2 separate regions of the Homo sapiens genome follow, and region 2 is linked to region 1. Evidence: chromatin loops called from intact Hi-C (ENCODE). Cell type or tissue: IMR-90. All regions are shown on one strand. Each heading gives the region's core, and the rest is flanking DNA. Links, peaks and the distances in the headings are about the cores only.

The links. Hi-C counts contacts between places; a loop is a spot of excess contacts. Peaks named below come from ENCODE experiments on the same cell type or tissue, not always from the same donor. Only the 100,000 strongest peaks of a DNase experiment are listed, where the experiment ranks them.
Region 2: it touches region 1 in a loop (16-fold over the local background); 10 of 110 quality-filtered maps call a loop at or near these places.

Annotation. Positions count from the first base shown.
Region 1 is chr5:78,893,668-78,905,158 of GRCh38, forward strand. All of the region lies in intron 4 of ARSB (arylsulfatase B), which reads right to left. Among named protein-coding and RNA genes, the nearest start is that of ARSB, 86 kb to the right of the region's middle. RefSeq lists a silencer at 6,402-6,491. In IMR-90, for the core only: a CTCF peak has its summit at 6,339 (motif pointing right); DNase peaks (open chromatin) are centred at 2,664 and 6,374; H3K27ac peaks cover 268 bases.
Region 2 is chr5:79,015,445-79,026,935 of GRCh38, forward strand. It overlaps DMGDH (dimethylglycine dehydrogenase), which reads right to left. Exons shown (of 16, transcript NM_013391.3): 13 at 10,980-11,137; 14 at 8,827-8,886. Among named protein-coding and RNA genes, the nearest start is that of ARSB, 36 kb to the left of the region's middle. RefSeq lists an enhancer at 6,259-6,760. In IMR-90, for the core only: a CTCF peak has its summit at 5,751 (motif pointing right); DNase peaks (open chromatin) are centred at 5,487 and 5,767; H3K4me3 peaks cover 324 bases; H3K27ac peaks cover 514 bases.

The DNA.
Region 1 (11,491 bases), core at 1,701-9,700:
AACATAAGTATTCACAGATCTTGGAGATCTTTAGATGAAAGTTGTAAGGTAAGCACAAAATGTTGAGGTGCTCTCACTTAGGAGGTATGGGTAATGCAAGGTTTGATCTTCATATTCAGAATCCCCCTGACAAGTAGCACAGAAGACCCATGTTTGATGTATTAAGCGAGTAAAAGTACCAAATATTTGGTCTGTCCTTTTTAACAACTAAAACCCTGTTTGTTTTTCCTATTGTTTAATTTTTAGGAATGTTTGATATTTTTTACTAATGGATTTCCAGGCAAACTAATTTTTTTGGCACTCTTAGGGAGTGTTACAGTTTACTCACACATTATTTGGCTCCCCTTTCAGACCTAAAACCCACTGAACGTGGCCAGATAATTTTGACTAGACAGCTGTTTATCCTTCAGTAATGCCACTAGAGAAGTAATGAATGAGAAAAGTACCACACAAGTGCTGGAGAGTCTGGCAAGTTCAAGGGCAGCAGGAGAAAAGTGAAAATACCATCAACACACAGGAACAAACAGAATTGTGGTTTCAAAAGAACAGGTGTACTAACAACTTGCGTGGTGAGAAAGATGGAAATTTATGTCAATGTGTTTTCAGAGATGGTTAAGCCAGAGAAAGCTAGCACATTCTATCTGGGCAGACATCAACTATTTCAATTTGTCTTTATGATTCCAAGTATATAATACAAGTTAAATGTTCTCAATTTTTATCCTTGGAACAGAAACAACATTTTACTGAATCTCTACTTCTTAAGTAGTAAGATATGCCTTTAAGGTTACTCAGAAAAATCAATGAAACTGAGTGGACAGGCAGTTTCATTTCCTCAGAGTTCTCTGAAGTTTTGCCAGATTCTAAAGGATCTCACTGATGTTTGGGTGTTTAATGCAGAGAGAGGCAAACAAAAGTCACGAGAACACTGATGAGCACAATCCTCCCTGAAGAATAACCGGAGAGTAAAACATTTAATGGCAGAAACAAAAATAACTCAATATATCCAAACATGAAGCAGTTTGTTTAAAGCATTTCAAATATTGAATGCATACTTAATCAATAATAACAAGAACCTCTTCGGATCTGCAGATAACACTTGCTCCAAGGCCAAAGTGAAATAAACTCTGTGAGCCCCCAGAGTCCTGGGCAGCAGCCCCACCTCTGACCAGGGCATGCACAGTGGGAGTGAGGGCAGAATCCAGGTGATTGACACTGGACATCCCAAGCAGGTGAGGAGGCCACTCAGGAGGAAAGAACATGGAAGGCAGCCTGGAGCTCCATGCCTAATGAGAGGCAAATGGCTAACAGGAGGCCTTGCAGCAGGAGACAAAGGGATGAACAGCCAAGGGCCAGGATAAAAAACCAAACCAACCAACCAAACAAACAAACAAACAAATCAAAACAAATGCCCCTGAGTTACCACAATAGGCACCACGAAGTCCATGCAATTAGAGACTAACTCAGGACCTATTCAGTCTCAGACGCAATTCTAGCAATATGTGCGGTGTCTGGTGTCCTAATTTTATAGCAGGCTAGAATCTGCAAGTCAGGAAGATGCATACTGCTGGACATAATCTTTGTAGAAGGAGGAAAGGAGAAGAAAAGTATAAATTGTAAAAGTAGACCACAAACTAAAGTGTCTTTACCTGTTTTTCCAACATTAAATGATCCACACTGACGTATATTGAAGACACCACTGAAAGATGCATACTACAATAAAAAAATTAAAATGATGACCCTACATCATTAAGATAGTGAGAGACTCATGGCATAGTTAAGGATGGTTTAGACCTAGCAAAAAGGTTTATATCCCATATTCCTGTCATTAATCCTATTTATCTACAGCAATACAATGTGCCTGCCTTCTTCACCTGATACCTTGCAAAGGTCACAACGATAAGCACATGAAAACTTTCACTATCCTGGCATAAAGTTAGGCATATAGACTGAAAAGAGAGAAAATTATTACAGGCTAAGCAGTATGCCTCATGTGCCCTGCATCTCCACTGGAATGATGTTTCCAAATATTAAGTAACAGCTTTTCTCATTCCTAGTAATTTTGTCACCCTGTGACCCTCAACCCAGGAAGCAGGCAGGGAGATCCATGTCTGGGCTCCGGAAATGGATAGTCAGCAGGTGGATGAGCTAATAGATTTAGCTTAAGCAATCACTCAGAGCCAGGGGAAGAGAGAGGACTGGAAACGAAGCTAAAGGACATGGCTGTGACCTTAAGCACACATCTTGGGCTCTGCCCCCAGGACTGGATCTAGTGTAGAAGAAATAATGGACGGAGGGATACAAGAGTGGAAAGAACCATGCCTCATCCCCTGGAGGAGCCGGGGGGCAGATGAGAGGATAGCAAGACTCCCTGCGGTTCTTGTGCCCAGTATAGTGTGGCAGCAGCAGATGACAATGGTTGCACAAGGTGATGGAAGGCAGGCTCAGAGGCTTCTCACACCACAGTGTGGAAGGGGTTGCAGCTGAACTGATGAATGTTTTTGATTTGGTGTTGAGAAGAGCACAAATGTGGCACAGAGATGGTCCAAAGAGTCTCCGCAGGCAAGGAGGTCGCAGCATGATCTAGATGGATGATATAAAAAGGCCAGCCAGGAACAGGAATGTTTCTGCAGAGGCTTGTGCAAGGATGACTATGGACCACACACTTCCTTCAGCTCCAACGCACTGGCTCCCTGGAGGGGAGCCAGGATGAGATCATGAATTAACTGAGATGATCTGAATTGACTGGAACCAGGTTTCCTCCACCCAGCAGAATAGGGACCCCAGAGGTACTGCGTTCAGTGACAGGGTAAAAAAGAAGTAAGTTATATTCTTTGCAGATCTAAGTTTGTGCACTGAAATTTGTGATTACTATGCATATGTGTGAGCACTATGGCTGGATGTCCTAGACTTGATGGATATAATAATTGTGTTAGGCTATTTTGTAGGCGAAATAGAAGTTAAATCCATTTTTATTGTTTTGGTTATTTTGAAGCAGTAATATGGACTCATTCCAAGACTTTACATTTTTATGTAATAGCAACTATAATGATAGGAAAAGTACTGAAATCAGAAGAAAGTTTGTTTCTATAACATGCCTCTCAGGCTTTTCAAATCTAACATCCCCACCCTTTTCATAACAAATATTTTGTGATGCTCCTTTGTCCTGAAATGGAATTTATATACAATACTGTAACTATATGTCTAATTAAAAAAAATAACTCTCAGTGTAATACAGAGTAGAAAAAGGCAATTAATAATAAAATAGCATGTATTTCATAGGAAAATGCGCAGGTTCAACCCTAAAAGACATAGCAAAGTGGTTAGATGAGTGCATACAGTTATAGACGAAATAAATTTGGACTTAAGGCCATTCTATAGTAGAAATACAAAAAAAAAGAGAGAGCAGGGATAAATGCTAAAATAAAGATTAGAATATTAATTATATATTAAAACCACGCAAAAAATACTTTGTGTTTATGTGTAAAACATAGAGACTAGACTTAGGTTCTAGTCTCAGAAAATTGTAAACAAGCTTTTAATCTTCATGACTAACCAGCAGGATATTTTGTAAGTTGTACAGGACTTGGGACAATTCCTCACTGTGTGGGGTTATTACGGGCATTGCATCCTGAGCCCCCTACTCACTAACTATCAGTAACACTCAAGTGAATTTCTAAAATACTCTCAGTAAAAACCACTGCCCTATACAATGGCAGGATTGGGACATATGGCCAGAGATAGGTAGTGACCTCTCTTTCAAGAGGCTTCACAGGTTAGCACTCATTACCTTGTGAATTTAACACAGTTTGGGGTCTGGCCTAAACCTCTGTAAGCTTATAAATAATTCTAACAGCATATGGAAAGAGGTTCCACTTTTTAGAAGCAGAATCACTGTAAATGATATATATATAATCACAAAGTCAATTAATTGATTTACAAAGTAAATTTATCACAGTGACTGGCATGTTTATGGCCCATGGGAGTGGCATAAATGTATGGGAAATCAAGTTATAATCAGATCTCCTGGTAAGTAAGGACTCAGATATAATATTTGTATTTTTGTAATATGTGGACTCTCATAATAATTATTTTTCAGATCTAAAATATATTCTATAAATATAAAATATTTATATTTACTATATTCAAAAATGCACTAAAAGCTGCTTTAATGAGAAAATTCACCAATTTTTAAATATTTTTTTCTAGCAACTAAGACTTCAAAAATGATTAATCTAAGTTCATTCAGGAAAAAATAGATAACGTACATGCCCTATACCCATTAAAGACATTGAAATTAGTAATTAAAAACCTCCCCACAGGCCGGGTGCGGTGGCTGACGCCTGTAATCCCAGCACTTTGGGAGGCTGAGGTGGATGGATCACATGAGGCCAGGAGTTCGAGACCAGCCTGGCCAACATGGAGAAACCCCGGCTCTACTAAAAATACAAAAATTAGCCAGGTGTGGTGGCAGGCACCTATAATCCAAGCTACTCAGGAGGCGGAGGCAGGAGAATCGCTTGAACCCGGGAGGCAAAGGTTGCAGTGCCGAGACTGTGCCACTGCACTCCAGCCTGGGCGACAGAGTGAGGCTCTGTCTCAAAACAAAACAAAACAAAACCTTCTCACCAAGAAAATTTCAGGCCCAAATGCCTTCATTGGCAAATTCTACCAAACATTTAAGAAAGGAATAATACTAGTTCTATACAAACTCTTTCAAAAAATAGATAGGAATCCTGTACTTCCCAACTTATTCTATGAGGCCAGCATTACTCTGACACCAAAATGAAACAAAGACATTACAGAAAAAGAAAACCACAATGAACACAGGTGTAAAAATCTTTAACAATATTTAGGAAATCAAATTTAGCTTTATATAAAAAAACATACATTAGTTTTCTATTACCACACACTTAGCAGCTTAAACAATACACACTTATTATTGTACAGTTCTGCAGGCTGTACAATACATTCAGCTGCTGAGGCCTGTACAAGTCTGATGCAGGTCTCACTGGGCTAATGTCAAGGTGTTGAGAGGGCTGCATTCCCTTCTGGAAGTTCCATTTCCTTGCCTTTCTAGCAAATCCATTTCCTTGCCTTTCTAGCTTCTAGAGGCTGTTTTCACTCCTTGGCTCATGTCTTTTGAGCTTCATAGTAGAGTTATGAGTGGATTGCATACCAGCAATACAGTAAGAGAGTATTCTGAGTTTGTCCAGGTACTTAATTTTACCTGTAGGTTTTATACTTTGAAAAGTTTTCTTTTGCACATTAGCGTTTTTTCTTTCAGACTGAAGAACTGCCTTTAGTATTTCTTGCAAGATGGATCTAGTGGTGGTGAATTCTCTCAGCTTTTGTTTGTCTGGGAAAGATTTTATCTCTCCTTTATATTTGAATGATAATTTTGCTGGATACAATATTCTTGGATGGCAGGCTTTTTTTGTCTCTCTTTGAGCAATCTGAAAATGCCATTCCACTCCCTCCTGGCCTGTTTAGTTTCCTTAGAGTAATCCGTTGCCACATGAATTAGAGCTACTTTACGTGTTATTTGCTTCTTTTCTCTGCTGCTTTTAGGATCCTCTCTTTGTCCTTGACCTTTGAGAGTTTCATTTTTCTATGCCTTGGAGTAGTCTTATTTGGGTCAAATCTGTTTGGTGTTCTCTGACCTTTCTGTAGCTGGATATTTCTCTTTCTCAAGTTTTGGAAAGTTTTCAGTTCTTATCCTTTTGAATCAACTTTCTACCCCTTGCTCTCGCTTCACTCTCTCTTGAACACCAACAGCAGTAATTCTTAGATTTGGTCTTTTGAGGTAATTTTTTACATATTGTAGGTGGTCTTTGTTACATTTTATTCTTATTTCTTTTTTCTTCTCTGATTGTGTATTTTCACACAGCTGGTTTTTGAGCTCATAGATTCTTTCCTCTGCTTGGCTCACTCTGCTGCTCAGAGCCTCTTAAGAGTTCTTCAGTTTGGCAAATGTATTTCTCAGTTCTAAGATTTCTGTTTGATTTTTTAAAATTATTTCAATCTCTTTGTTAGATTTCTCTGATAAATTTCTGCTTTTCTGTATTATCTTGGAGATACCTGAGTTTCCTTAAAACTGCTATTTTAAATTATTGGTCAGAAGCTAATAGTCGCCATCTCGTTAGGGTCAGTCATTGGATTTTTGCTTTGTCCTTTGGGGAGACTGTGGTTCCCTGTTTGCTGTTGTTACTTGCGGGTATATGTCTATGTCTTTGCATTGAAGGATTAATTATTGATTCTAGTTTTCTCTGTCCAGCTTGTTTTGTCTTTCATTGAATATATTTGCTTAATCTTTGCAACTAGATTGCTGCCTCCTTTTCGGCTCTAGGTGGCGCTATAAGCCCAGGTTCACTTTGGCTCTAGTAAACGGTTGCAGTGCTGCCTGTCCCAAATGGGGGAGTCACCAAAGGGATTATCCCAGGTATGTTCTACAGGCTCCTAGGCAGGAACCCCTAGTCAGCAGTGTGGGAAGACTGGCTAGGGGTTCCTGCCCATGGGAACCTGTGGAATGTACCTCCTACAGTGTGGTGCTGCTGAATAGCCACTCTGATTTGGTGTCTCATTTGGCTGAGTTACAGAGCAGAGTTTCCAGGGTTGGGGATGGTAGTCTCACCTTCTGACCTTTGTTGCAGCCTGTCCTCAGAGATATTTCTCCCTACAGGCACTCACAATGCTTCCCATGAGTTAAGGCAGGGACAGGACTCCTGCTACGGAACCCAAGAAGGTGAGGAAGCTGGTTGACCACTCAATTTCACTTTTTCCAGTGTAAAAACAGAATTGAGGGAGATTTTCCACATGCTTGGTGCTGAAAGAATGTAGGGGAGGGGACTCGCAGACGTGGAAATCTGATTCTCCAATCATATGCTCAAGGTTTTTCCACTTCTCTGTGGCCCTGGGGGCTGTCTCATCCTCATACTTGAACTCTGGGTTGTTGCTGGTGAAAATCTCAATGCTATATATTTGTTTTTGGTCTTCTATTGAGGGATTGAAGCTGGCTTGCTTCTATACTACCATTTTGAAATCCTGCATTCCTTGATTCATGCCCTCTTCCTTCACCTTCAAAGTCAGCAATGGGCGGGCGCAGTAGCTCACGCCTGTAATCCCAGCACTTTGGGAGGCCTAAGGAGGCAGATCACGAGGTCAGGAGATCGAGACCATCCTGGCTAACACAGTGAAGCCCGTCTCTACTAAAAATACAAAAAAATTAGCTGGGCATGGTAGCGGGCGCCTGTAGTGCCAGCTACTTGGGAGGCTGAGGCAGGAGAATGGTGTGAACCCGGGACCTGGGAGGCAGAGCTTGCAGTGAGCCGAGATCGCGCCACTGCCCTCCAGCCTGGCGACAGAGCAAGACTCCGTCTCAGGAAAAAAAAAAAAAAAAAAAGTCATCAATGATGGTTGAATCCTTTTCATATCATATTACCCGACCTCCTCTTCTGCCTCCCTCTTCCACTTTTAAGGTCACCGATTGCACTGGTCCAACCAGATAATCCAGGACAATCTCCTCATCTTCAGGTCAGTTTATCAGAAACCTTAATTTGGTCTGCAATCTTAATTCCCCTTGTCATATAACATAACATATTCACAGGTTCCAGGCTTTAGGGCATGTTTGGAGGCAGGAGGGAGACGGGGGATTACTCTGCCTACCACAAACATGATGATAAAGTGATATTTATCCCAAGACTGCAATCAATTTTCAAATAGAAGAACAGAGTTAGAAGAATTATACTATCCAATTTCAAGAACTACTATAAAGCTACAGTAATCAAGATTTCATGGAACTGGAATGGAGTGCCTAGTAAAACAACCACATTTAAATGGTCATTTGCTTTTTAGCAAGGGTGCCAAACCAACCAATAGGGAAATAGTTTTTTCAAAAAAAAATAATGCTAGAGTATTCTGATATCTACGTTAAAAAAAACAAACAAAACCTTGACAAACCCTACTTCATAACACACATAAAAATTAAAGATGAATCATATTACAACTCAATAATAAAAGATAACCAAATTAAAATATTGACACAGGATTTAAATAGACATTTCTCTAAAGAAGATACACAAAAATAGATGGTCAATAGATACACAAAAAGATGTCCCACATTAGTCATCCAAGAGGCACAAACTAAAACCATAAGAAGATACCACTTTATACCCAATAGGATTACTATATAACAAAAAAGACAGACAATTGACAAGTGGTGGTAAGGACGTGGAGAAACTGGAACACTCATAAATTGCTGGTGGGAGTGTAACATGATGCAGCTGCTTTGAAAAACAGTGTCTTAGTCTTGTTTTCTGTTGCTGTAACAGAATACCATAGGCTGGTTAATTTATATAGAAAACAAGTTTATTTAGCTCATGGTTCTGGAGGCTGGGAAGTCTAAGAACATGGTGCTGGCACCAGGTGAGGGCCTTCATGTGGTGTCATAACATGACAGAGGGCATCATATGATAAGAGGGCAAGAGCAAGAGAGACTGAGAGAACTCACTTTTATAACAAAGCCACTCTCAATGTAATGAACCCATTCCTGTGACAGTGACATTAATCTATTCATGATGGCAAAACCCTCATTAATCCATTCATGAGGACAGAAGGATTCGGTTTCCAACACATGAACTTTTGGGAGATACCTTCAAACCATGGCAAAGGGTTTAGCAGTTCCTCATAAAGTTAAACATAGATTTACCACATGATCCACCAATTCCACACCTAGGTATATACCCAAGAGAAGTAAAAATATATGTCCACACAAAAATTGGTACCTGAATGGTCATAGCAGCATTATTCATAATAGCCCAAAAAAGTAGGAACAACCCAAATATCCATTAACTGATTAATGGATTTTTTAAAATGTATATTTTCAGCAATGTATAGCAATAAAAGGGATATTATGCATCAGCAAAAAGAAATGAAATACTGATTTATGCTACAAAATGGATGAACATCTAAAACATTATGCCAAATAAAAGAAGCCAGACACAAAAAGCCATATATTGTATGATTCCATTTTTACGAAATGTCTAGCTTAGTAAAATCCATAAGGACAAAACATAGATTATGTGATTGACAGAGGGAGGAAAGGGAGTTGGGAGTAACTGCTAAGGGGTAGAGAATTTCTTGTATGTTTAATTTTTAAAATGTTCTAGAATTAGACAATGGTGATGATTGCACAACTTTGTGAATATACTAAAAACCAGTGAACTGTATACTTTAAAAGGATGAATTTCATGGTATATGAATTATATCTCAATAAAAACAATACTGTATGAGGAAAAAGAAGATAGATCAAAGACCTAAATGCAACAGCTAAAACCATAAAACTTTTATAGAAAAACAGAGAATAGGTCTTAGAATAGGTCAAAAGTTTCTTAAAACCAACAGTTTTGTTTAATATATTTATGTATAAAAATAGATAAGACCCATAATGGTGTACCAGGGAGCAAAATGATGATGTAACTTCAGAGGGGGAATAAGCAGTGGGAGAAAGTACAGCTCTGGTCAGCTGGGGAGATCTCATTGCAAGTAAGCACCCATCCTGGATGTTTTGCCATTTGGATGAGAGGTGCGTTAAAGAAAAAATCCTACATTCAGGAAAAGTCTTCCTAGTGTCACAAGAATGTAAAAAATCTGCTTCATTTAAACAGTCCAAGCCTGCCCACTCCATGTATATTTCAGAACACAAGCAGGGATATATCTCAGCACAAAAGATGTGATTCCTCGAGACAGCATTCTAAATACTTCCCTAATTATCAAAACCCAGAGCTTCCAAGACATGTCAGATTCTTTGTTCTTGTTTTCACCAGTCCATCAAATTTGCTTGGCTTCTTTTATAAAACAGTAGACCTCCTCTGGAGTCAATGTGCTTCTCTTTCTCTTACAGGCCCCTACTTTTATACTGCATTTTTTCAGCGAGGCCTTTTGTGGTAAGCTGACCCTACAAAACATCTGCCTGGCATATGAAACACAAAATTCTTTTTTGGAAAGCTTTCTGTATGTATCAGAGACCATTTCATTGTTTATTCCATTTTTGGCTTCCTGAAAGTTTATGGAATCAAATGGAAAATGACTTCAAAATAGATAAGAGATTACATGAATCTTTTCTATACTTCACATAGTCATGAAGATATATTAACCATATCAGATATGAAATCATGTGCTGGTGATTTCTTTTTAATTTACATACAGTAAAATTCACTTATTTTGGTGTGCATCATTATGGATTTTAACAAATAGAGTCATATAAATACCACCACAATCAGGATAGAACATTCTATCACTGTGATATAACTCCTTTGTACCACCTCTTTGTAGACAAATTGTACACCCAGCCTTAACCCCTGGCAACCACTGATGCTTCTCTGTCGTTAAGGTTTTGCTTTTTCCAGAATGTCATATAAAAAAATCATAGTGTGTGTAATCTTTTCAGTCTGGCTTCCTGCATTCAGCATAATGCATTTGTGATTCATCCATGCTAATGTGTGTATCAACAGTTCATTACACTACTGAGTAGTAGTCCACTGCACAGAAGTACCACATCTGTTTATCTATTTGCTAGTTGAAGGACATTTGGGTTTTTCAGTTTTTAGTAATTATCAATAAAGATGCTATAAATATATGGGTATTGTTTTTTGTGTGAACATGCTTTCATTCAATTTCATTCAATCCCATGAATGAGACTGCTGCTTTCAAGGTATTTTTTTTTTTCATCTTTAGTTTTCAGCAGTTCCATTATGATGCTGGTGTAGTTTTCTTTGAGTTTATCCTGTTTGGATTTCACTGAGCTTCTTGAATTTGTACATGTATCTTGCACCAAATTTGTGAAGTTTTCACACATTATTCCTTTATATATTTTTTCTACACTAATATTTCTGCTCTCTTTCTGGACTCTAATGACATAAATGCTAGACCTTTTGATATTATTCCATAGGTCCCTGCAGCACTGTTTTTCTTCCTTTTTTCTGTGTTTCAGGCTGTATAATTTTCTTTCTTTTCTTTCTTTCTTTTTTTTTTTTTTTTTTTTGAGAGAGGGTCTCACTCTGTTGCCCAGGCTGGAATGCAGTGGCGCTATCTCAGCTCACTGCAACCTCTGCCCTCCTGGGTTCAAGCAATTCTCCTGCCTCAGCCTCCTGAGTAGCTGGGACGACAGGCGTGTGCCACCACACCTGACTAATTTTTGTATTTTTTGGTAGAGATGGGGTTTCATCATGTTGGCCAGGCTGGTCTTGAACTCCTAGCCTTAAGCAATCTGCCCACCTCAGCCTCCCAAAGTGCTGGGATTACAGGCACGAGCCACCACGACCAGCCCAGACTGTATAATTTCTATTGATCTATCTTGAAGTTCACCGACTCTTCTTTATCAGCTCCATTCTGCTATTGGACCCATAGAGTTAATTTTAAATTTCAGATATTGTGTTTTTCAGTTCTATAATTTTCATTTGTTTTGTTTGTTCATTTGTTTGGCTTTAGTTTCTAT
Region 2 (11,491 bases), core at 1,651-9,650, 120 kb after region 1:
AGGTTCTCCAGGATACACTCCAAATTCCTTAGCTTGGCACATGAGACTCTTCATAATGAGGGCCCAGGACTTTTCAAGTATCATCTTTTGACATTACTTTCAACAACAAAATATTTACTGGGCATCTGCTATGTGCCAGCCCTGAGCTGGGTGTTGGGGATAAAAATAATAAACAAAACATATGTTGTATGGCCAGCACCTGTACTCAGGAAGCTTACATTCTGTTCAAAAGAAAAACAGGAAAAATAAACAAAATAATGGCAAGCTCTAAGTGCTGTAAGGAGAATACAGCTGCAAAATTTTTAAAAATTATCCAGTAAAATCCAATGATGTTTTAAAAGGTGACATATCATCACCAAGTGGGTTTTATCCTAAAAACGAAAGGCTGGCATAATGTTAGAAAATTAATAAATGTAATAAACCATATAACAAAGTAAAACAAACAAAATGATTATCTCAGTAGATGTGGAAAATCATTTGCTAAAAATCCAGTATCTATTCCTGATCTTTTTTAAAAATGTTAACACTAGGAATAGAAGCAAATGTCTTCAACTTGATAAAGAACTTCCAGGCAAGAATATAAGGCAAGCCCATCTTGGCCAACATGGTGAAACCCCGTCTCTACTAAAAAAATACAAAAAAAATTAGCTGGGTGTGGTGGTGCATGTCTGTAGTCCCAGCTACTTGGGAGGCTGAGGCAGGAGAATCGCTTGAACCCGGGAGGCAGAAGTTGCAGTGAGCCAAGATCGCGCCACTGCACTCCAGCCTGGAGACAGAGTGAGACTCCATCAAAAAAAAAAAGGAATATAAGGCAAGAAAAAGAAAAAAAAGATATCCAAATTAGAAAAGACAAAGAAAAGCTTTATTTTTATACAACATGATTGTCCATGTGACAATCTGATGGAATCTACAAAAATGCTACTAGAACCACTAAGCAGATTGAGCAAAGTTCCAAAATATAAGATCAACATATAAGACCAATTGTATTTCTATAATTTGGCAATAAACAACTGAAAATTGAAATTAAAAATACCATCTACAACAGTATCAAAACATGAAATACTTAAGGATAAATATGTTAAAAGATATGTAAGACCTGTATACTGAAAACTATAAAAGATTCCTGACAGAAATAAAAGATGACCTGAATAAATGGAGAGATGGAACTTGTTCATGAATTGTAATACTTGAATTGACCTGTAGATAAAATGCAATTCCAATAAAGTCTAGCAGGTTTTTTGGTACACATTGACAAGCTGATTCTAAAATTAATGAAATTCAAAGGACCTAGAATAGCCAAAACAGCTTTAAAAAAGAGAACAAAGTTGCAGGGCTATCACAACCTTATTTGAGCAACAGTAATCAAGACACTGTAGTATTGGCATTTGGAAAGATAAACAGATATACAGAATACAACAGAGTCCAGAAATAGACCTACAAACAAATGGACAAAGATATAAACATACTGACGAAGATATAAAGGCAATGAAATTCAGAATATATAGTCTTTTCAACAAATGGTGCTGAAAGCAATTGGTTATCCAAGTACAAATAAATAAAACTTCAGTCCATACCTCATACCAGATACAAGATCAACTAAAAATGGATCATAGACCTAAATGTAAAAAGTAAAATAATAAAACTTCTAGAAGAAAACATAGCAGAAAATCTTTATGACTTTGGATTAGGCAAAGATTTCCTAGATATGAACCAAAAGCATGATTCATAAAAGAACAATTGATAAGAACTTTAAAATTCAAAAATTAAAAATGGCTCTTTGAAAGACACCATGAGACAAATGAAAAGTCAAGACATCTGAAAAAAATTTGCAAAGCATGTATCTGATAAAGAATACAGAAAGCACTTTAAAAACTCAATTAAAAAAAACAAACCCTAGGTAAGAGATTTAACCAGACATTTCACAAAAAAAGATATAGAAATGGCAGGGAGGCACATCAAAAAATGTCCAACATCATTTGACATTAAGGAAATAAATTAAAACCATCATGAGACATCACTACATATCTCTTAGAATAGCTAAAGTTAAAAAGACTGACCATGAAAAGTATTTGACAAGGATGTAGAGGAGCTGGAACTTCACATACTGCTGGTAGGACTATAATATATAAAATGGCACACAGCTTGGCAAAACGGTTTCTTACAAAGTTACCATACACTTTCATTTTATTCAGTCATTTCACTCCTAGGTATTTACCTAGGGAAAAGAAAGCCTATGTTCATACAAATACTTGTACACAAATGTTCACAGTGTCAGCTGACTGTTGAACAACTCAGGTTTGAACTGCACGGATCCACTTATATGTGCATTTTTTTCAACCAAGCAGATCAAAAAGACAGTATTTGCAGGATGCAAAACCCAACTTTTTCTATAGGCAGTTTCCACAGACAAACTGCCGGACTTCAAGCAAATTTTGGTACCCTTGGGCAGTCATAGAACCAATCCTCCAGGTATACCAAGAGACTACTGGAGTTTTATTTGTAATAGCCCTAAACTGGAAACATCCCAAATATTTATCAATGAGTGAGTACACAAACAAATTGTAGTATATCCATACAATGGAATACTACCTGCTATAAAAGGGAATTATTATTATTTTTTTGAGGCAGAGCCTTGCTCAGTTGCCCTGGCTGGAGTGCAGTGGCACAAACATGACTCACTGCAGCCTTGACCTCCCAGGCTCAAGCAGTCCTCCTTCCTCAGCCTCTCAAGTAGCTAGGACTACAGGCATGTGTCACCATGCCCGGCTAATTTTTTGTGGAGATGGAAGTCTCACTATGTTGCCCAGTCTGGTTTCAAACCTGGGTTGAGGCAACCCTTCCACCTCCACCTCCCAAAGTGCTGGGATTACAGGTATGAGATGCCACTGGGAATGATCTATTAATAAACATAACAACACAAATGACTCTCAAGTTATGCCGAGGGAAAGAATTAACACACAAAAAAAGTATATACTCTATGATTCCATTTTTATAGATTTTGCATTTATTTTAAAAATTGCAAAATAACCTATAGTCTCAGACATAAATTGTTGCCTGGGGGGTAGGTGAGGCTGTGGGGAGGGTGGCGGGTAGGGATCACAAAGGGGCATGGACACCCCGGGGATGAGGGATAGGTTTACTATCTTCACTGCGGTGATGGTTTCACTGCTGTATCATGTACTAAAACTTATCAAATTGCTTACTTTAAATATGTCAATTATTGCATGTTCAAATACACTTAAAATAATAATAAAAATAAAAGCAATCTTAAAAATTATTTCAATTCATTCCTAGACCTGGGTTTCCATGGATATCCAAATTTGAAAGCAGTCAGCTAAACTTCACATTTCAGCTCTTAGGGTAGAAACAAAGTACTGTTTCATAACAGAAATTGGATATATATGAAAATAATGATTCAATGGCTTTAGTTTAATGTATCCTGACAGGTGTTTCAGGAATGGTCAACTACACTTCAGCTAGGTTTTACTTCTTTCCTCTTCCTTTCCTTCTCTTCCCCTCCCCTCCTTTCTCCTCTCCTTCCCCTTATCACTCAGCAATGAAAATGGGTAACAGAATAAGGATAGCTTAATTCAGATGACACAATTATGTGGCTCATAAAGATAACATGGCACCAATGTCTTCAACCACTGTGTTGGAGGCATTCCATAGGATTTTAGACTTGCAAAAGTAGCCTTCTTTTACAGATTAAAAATCTCAGCATGAAAATCAAGTTAAATGGCTTTCCTGGGCCACGCAGTTAGAATTTGGTGACTTAAAAAAAATTCACTTACTACCCAGTTCTAAAAGAAAAAACAAAGATATGGGGCAGAATACGAACCTGTAGCCTAGCTGGAATAGGCTCTAGATCTATTAATTTACATCCTTTCCACCACAGTTCTATAGCACCATCCTCTGACCAATCCACATGTTTTTCTACTTTCCTATGTACTTTCAAGACTGAAGTTGGTATGAAGTTATAAGAACTAAAACAGTGGTTCTCAATATTCACTGCATTAAAAAAAAAAAATCACCTGTGGAGCTTTAAAAAGGAACCATGGACCTTACACCTAGAGAAAATCTAATTGATTTGGGGTAGGTCCATGTACTTAAATAAACTGCATTGAAACTACCTGGAGGGCTTATTAGAATAGATTGTTGGGCCAAGTGCGGTGACTCATGCCTGTAATCCTAGCACTTTGAGAGGCTGAGGCAGGTGGATCACCTGAGGTCAGGAGTTCAAGACCAACCTGGCCAACAAGGTGAAACCTCGTCTCTACTAAAAATACAAAAATCAACTGGGCATGGTGGCGGGTGCTTGTAATACCAGCTACTGGGGAGGCTGAGGCAAGAAAATTGCTTGAACCTGGGAGGCGAAGGTTGTAGTGAGCCAAAATTGCACCACTGCACTCCAGCCTGGGCAATAGGGCAAGACTCCGTCTCAATAAAAATAGTTAGATAGACAGATAGATCGATAGATAGATAGATAGTTGGGCTCCACCCTGGCAGCTTCTGATTTTGGGGGTCTGGGATGGTACTCAACAATTTGAATTTTCTAGCAGGTCCCAGGTGACAGTGATGCTGCTGGTCTGTGGACCACACCTTGAGAACTACTTGAGTAGTTTTTAGTTCTTTCAGTTCAGGTAATTTTTAGTTCTTCAGGATAATATGTTCAGCCAGTTGAAAATCTTTGGTTGAAGACAGTAATTCTCCATCTCTGCAGAATCACCTGGGGAATTAAAAACAACTGATGCCTGAGTCCCTACAAGAGCTTCTTTTTAAATTGATCTTGGGTGTAGCCTGGGCCTTGGGATTTTAAACAGCGAAATATTATTTAAAAGAATCATACCCCAGATGATTCTAATGTCCAGCCAGGGCTAAGTATCACTGAAAATTTTCTGCCTCCTCAATTCTTATTACCATTTACCTCAAATTTCCCAAAGAGAATTGGATGCTTTGACCACTATATTAACAATTTCTTTCTAGCTTGTTGTCTGTGAACAATGGTTTGATTCCACTTGGATTTTTTTGTTTTTAGCACTCTGATGTTTTAATAATAGCTAATATTTACTGAACACCTGGGGTGTGGAAGGCTTGGTACTAAGCGCTTTGCCTCTTTACCAGCTTTTTTGGGTTGTTTTGTTTTTGGTTATCGAACAGTTATGCTTTAAATATTTCTTCCAAAAGAGACCCTGCATTTTCTAGAATCAACATTGTCTTATAACTTATGTTTAATAGAGATTACATTTTATTCTGTTTCTACTAGTTAGAAGCTCTACACGGGGAGAGAGGGGAAGGAGAGAGAAAAAGGGAAAGAGAGGGAGAAGGAGAGAGTGAGAAAAAGAGGGAGAAACATATTATAGAAAACAAATTCTTCTGATGTGCTTCAACACATTACGTTTAATACTTGAGTCTCTGTGAATCTTCGTGGAGGTTCTCCAGAAATGGACAAAAATTCAATATTTCCACCATGAAAATTCCAGGAATGCCTATGACTCCATCCAAAGGCAGCTGATTTTCCTTTTGCTCTTGATTAATGCATTTCTTCCATCTCCAACTAAACAAAGGCTACTGATTTTCCTCCCAAAAGTTACTTCCTTTGGAACATACCAAAAATACCATTGAGAACAATGATATGAGTCGTTTCAGGTGAAGCGTTTTTAGTTAAGAAGATTTTAAAAGTACAGATTCAATTATTTTTACCGCAGCTTTGGTCAAGGCTTCCTGAAGTGGCTCTACGGAGCACTTCCCACAAGATGGCAGTGTTGTATGCGGCTGGAGAGCCCTCCACTTGCGGAAGGGTTATCTTCACAATTACGGCTAAGAACGTATCCCTACAGCTTTAGTTCCTGAAATATTATTTGTTTCCAGGTTCATGAGATCTGAGAGCCATCAGGAGTATATCTTTAACATTTAGATCTATGGGTTAGCAAGGTGTCTAATCAGCGGTACTTAATAAATGTCTACTAGATGAACGGATGAATGAATGATACATGTGTATCAACTTCACATAAGCCAACAGCAGGGGAAGGAGGCTGGAACAACTCCAAGACGGAAGGAAGCAAGGGCCACTGCGCCGTCTCCCTTTGTGATGAAAGAGTTCTTCAGTACTCCATTGTTCTTTTCCCTACTTGCTGACAGGTTTTGACAAGAACACGATTCACCCTAATAAGGCCTGATGGCCCATCTGCTCACCCAGCCATTTTCCTCCTTAAAATGGGCAAAGCAGCTATTCTGATCCTATCATAAAACACAAAATTAGTTACAGCAAAAACATGTGGGGGAAGTGTCTATTAATAAAAGGTAGTCCATACAAACAATATATGTTACCAGAGAGAGAAATTCTTGGGCAGTCTTTCAAGTCTGATAAGCCCACTGTGGAAAAGGACTTTGTGGGGGAAAGTGGTGGGTGGGAAAGCTCCACGATGAGGTCAGAGGGTGGCGTTCGACCTAAGCTAAAGCAGTGGCCTCCCCCAGGTCACTTTCCCTCTCTGTGCTTCAGTTTCCTCTGCTTCAGATGGGGGAGGGGAGTACCAGCTGATCCCCAGGGACCCATCTAGCTCTGATACAGTCAGCTTCTACCTTTTCTTCACATTATGGCTTAAACGATCATAGTGTAAATGCCTAAGGGCCAACCAGAGAATTCTAAATGTTTGCTCTGAAGGGAAAGAAATAACTGATTTCAAACAATTGTAAAATGCCAGGGTTTTTGCTGTGTTTGTTTTGGTATCAAATATAAATATCTCTCTGTATTAGCTGTTGCTTCTGTTCTCCTATAGCATCGATTTTCCGAAGCAATTATAGGCTTACAGTATTTAAAATGTTGTATGAAGCTAGTTTGGGTAACATTTTGGTTTTTAGGCACAGGACTTGAATGGTCAAGTTACAAAGCTTAGTTTGTAATGTTAATAAGGTTTCCAGGCATCCGTTTCACATTATAGACTGCTACAAAACCACCAAAGTTGATCTAATCTATTCACCTGTCTTGGAGATTAGCAAGCATCATTATGAGTAGGTTAATACCAACTAGCCACTTGAATTGACATAATTGAAAAAGACTGGCTCAGTTGGGGGCCAGGTCCTTGGGCTACAAGGACCTTTACCCTATAAAATCATTAGGAATTAACTTTGTGACACTTGAATGAGAAACAACAATTCAGAAATTATAAAAACATGCCAGAAATCAAAATTAGTATCTTCTAAACAACTAACTACGTTCTGAGATGAGCTTTGGTTATTTGGCTGTATAACTTAACTAACAAAGACACAATCCACCCCTGCTAATAATCATAAAAGATATTTGAAAATCCCATTTCAATACGAAGGGATTATTTATCTATGCCTTATCCCCAAACAATAATATCCGAACACTGAAGCAAAAGAATCAGTTATCTATCTACCTACTGGTGACCAATAACAGAAATTTAGCACTTTCAAGAGTTGGGCCATTTTTAACCTTATTTGAAACAGCTAAAGTAAGGCTTCTGCTATCAGAGGGAGCAATCTGCTGCTAGGGTCTGCCCAAATTCCAAGCACCTGCTTTCTCTGGTCTGGAGGCAGATGGTACATCATAAAAATAAAAGCCATGGGGAGAATGTACAGAAAGATATTCCCTTTAAAACCCTTTAGGAGGTTCGTTTTCCTAAAATCTCATACTATAAATACACATGTTTTATTTTAATATTATAGCTCAGAATTTGGGAACTGACACAGGGTCATGAAAAAGGTTTCCTTGGCCTGATTGAGTCATATACATGTATTCACGTATTTCCACAGGATGGGAAATCAGTCTTTAGTTTACAACCATCTAGGGCAGGACATTTTATTTTTGGAGTTCTAACAAATATCCTAAACAGTAGCCGCTGCTGCCCTTATTCTTCAATACTACCACTCACCCCAGCTCTATTAAGTTGTTTTATTATAACTCTTAGGCACTGCTCAATGGAGTAACCTCATTTATATTTGTAAGGCTTGTACAGATGAGCTTGGCTGTAATAAATTGGCCTCATGATATGCTTTTCCACTATAATTATTTAGAGTAATGCTTCTCAAACCTTAGATGCATCAGAATCCCCTGCAGGGGTTGTTAAAACAGATTTGTTGGCCTGACTCCCAGAGATTCTGATTTAGTAGTTCTAGGGTGGGACCTGAGAATTAGCATTTCAAACAAGCTCCCAATGAGGCTGATGCTGTTAGTCTGAAGGCTACATTTTAAGAACCACTGATGTAGGAGTTCCCTTTGGAGTGTCTTATCGGTTATGATTATTTGGGCTTATATTAGCTTCTCAGTTAATACCCATTTTATGCCGAAAACGTTTGAAACGTGTTATTTGCTTATATTCAGATGTTGCAGTTACCCACAAAGATGCTTGATAAGCAGATGGACAGATATGCTGAAGTGAGGCTGCTCCACACTGTGAGTATCCAGAAGGATCAATGAATGCACTATGTTTGATCAGCTAATGTGCAATTTCCCAAGTCACCAGGAGTTACTGCAAAATACACAACATGGCGCACTTCCAACATAAATGTCTACTAGAATCTGACAGATAATCTTCTTATCCTTACTAATTTTTATCTTAGAATTTAGATTTAGCCCTTAAAGATGCTGGATTCTGCTATCTTAAATCTGTAAGCACACTCCAATAGTTTGAACTAAGCAAATGTTGACAAAAGAGTAATATGACACAATTGAGCAATGCTAGTATTTATGTTCACCTTGTTTCTCCTATAATCCATACTTGGTTAAATTTTAAAGAATGGCTCTGTCACAAAATAGCATCATAATGTTAAGATTTACTTCAAGCACACTTTGGAATGTAAACATACCTTATTTAACTTCACAAAATATTCCAGTCCAGCTTCCAAAGGATTTGTATCACAGTTCATCTAAAAAGGAAACACACATTTTAAATCTTAGATGAGTGCAAGTCATTTTGGTAACATCACTTTCATATTTGTTTTTAGGAGAAAGAACCCTTTTTGATTTTTCAACACAGATTCTAAAGAAAGGCAAACTATAGACCGGTTTTGAAAACAATTTTTTAATCCAAAATTCGATGTAGCCTTTCAGCAAAACTGGTCATTTGAATATAACAAATATAGAAACTAAAATTCACTGTGTTTCCACAGCTCTCCCATTTTAATAAACATCTGAGGGAATGTACGTGATGTTTCTTCTAGAAACAAGATTTTCACATGTTTTTCTGCAATAATTTTACATAACTACGTTTTGAAAAGTTATTAAACAATTTACTTATCTTACAATTCACCAAGAATCAGGGTAAGGTGGAGGGAAAGCAGATAGTAGGAAGGTGGCTGATAGAGTTCAGGAGAGGAGAAAGGAATAAGCGGAGTTTGAATCTGTATCTCTTCAAATGTGGCCAAGTCACTGTAATAGCTACCAAGTCAGGGCTAACGCCAATATTTGGTAATAGACCTGAAGTTAATGGTTTTTGTTTCTTTCTTCGTTTTGTTGTTTTCTTCGCAGTGAGAGAACTAGTCTAAACCCCCTACAAGCAGTCAAACTTTTAAAGCAACACAGCACCTGCATAAACTAAATGAAAGTACGCTTGTTTTATATGACGTAAAACGTTGCCTCATATTTCTTAATCAATTTGAGCTATTCTAAAATTATATTTATCTGTTCAAAATTTCAGAATTTCTTCAAAGAAAAAAATAAAAATGAAGCACAGAGGATTGCAGTGCCAACACTAGAGGGCGCTCTGGCACTGCTGGGAAATCGGAGGGACGGGAGAAGGAGAAAAGCTCTCCAGAGGAGGTCGCCGGGAGAGGAAATCTGAGAAAATAAAAGGCAGGAGAATGGAGAAATGTCTGACTCCCAAAGGGCTGCTCCTGCTGCTTCATTCCTCGGAGAGTGTGGGGACCGCGCTGTCCTCCGTTTCTGTCCCTGCGCCTAGCCTCGCCTCAGTCCCCAGTTGTAGCTAGAGAATCCCCTAATAGGGGATCTCTCGTGGAGAGCTTGCCCACTTGCTTCTGCGCACTCTAAATGCCCTTGGGTCTCTGCCTGGGCTTTGAAACACACTCTCCCCTTCAATCAAATGCACTTTATTATGTGCTTGGCACTTCCTAGACTCTCTCTACTATCTATGATAATTCTGTAGCATAAAAAATCCATTTTTTAGAAAAGTAAACAGAAGTTCTGGAGGGTTAAGCCAGATAGCTGGTGCGTGGTGGAGGAAAAATTCAAACCCAAGAGTCCCCGCTCTGAGTTCATCTTTTACCACTATCCCTTATCTTACCTTTCAGGTCTAAAACCTCAGTGTCTTCCAAAGAAACAACTACTGAATCTGAAATAGTGACTGGGTCCAGGGATAGCCTGCCATATTGGAAATAAAGTAGGAGAACAGAGTTTAAACCACAGGCTGGCCACTTACTAGGTAATCTGGACCAAGTGGTTCTCTAAGTCTCAGTGTTATTATGCGTAAAATAGAGGTAATGGAGAGTTGAGAAGGAAAATGAAATCATGCATATGAAAATATGTAAATGGTTAAAGCACTATACAAATAGAAACTCTTAATAACCATTATTAATGGTGGAGGAAGGCTGGACCACCACATTCTGGACCATCAACCCTGCCCCTCAGAAAGGAGTGTTAATTCACCAAAAGGTATAAGATAAGAAGAAAATGAAGACGGGCAAAATGACAGAGGAGGAGAGATTTTGAAAAGTGTTACTCTAATCCCATGAGGCAAGCCGGCTCCCCAAAGTCCAAGACAGTTATCTAGGGCTGTCAGCCAACTAGGATGAATTAAGGCAGAATAAACATATGTCAGAATTCCACTGAACTTTCACTTGAGAAATTAAGGAGAAAAACCTCTTCCCCTAATGAAATAAAGTTATCTAATGATATGTAATTTCTCTTACAGCCAAAACCAATGTTATTGCAGTTCAAACCAGCCCTTATATAAAAATGAGATAAATAAACATAAAATGTTAATAAAGATGCTAGCATTTCAAACCTCTAACCCCCAGGCTCTGAAGGCTTTCTCCAGGCGTAAGGCATTCATGGCATAGGTTCCAAAATTGTCGATTCCCTCCTCCTGGCCTGCATTCATGATAGCGTCATACAGCGCCACAGAATCTTCTCTTCTGTGATACAGCTCCCAACCCAGCTCACCTGAAATAAACCCACAGGTGCCACAGCAGGGCAAGAACAATGATCACTAGATCTAATGTGCATTAGCTAGAACACATATAAGCAGGAGAAATTCCACTTATGCAACACAGACATTGTCAGTCTCTAAAAAGACCAGCTCACAAAAAGTTACAAGACCCCACTGCAAAGAAGCCCACCATATCACAGATGCATTTGTGCCGATCCTGACTCCCATGTAGATGGTGGTATGCAGGACACCTCTTGTCATGACACAGAAAGACTATAATACAGGAATTAATCTCCACCCTGGACCCCAGCTTTCTAATGAGGCTTGACTGTTTTCTGGGACAATGACGTTAGGTGAATAGTTAGCAT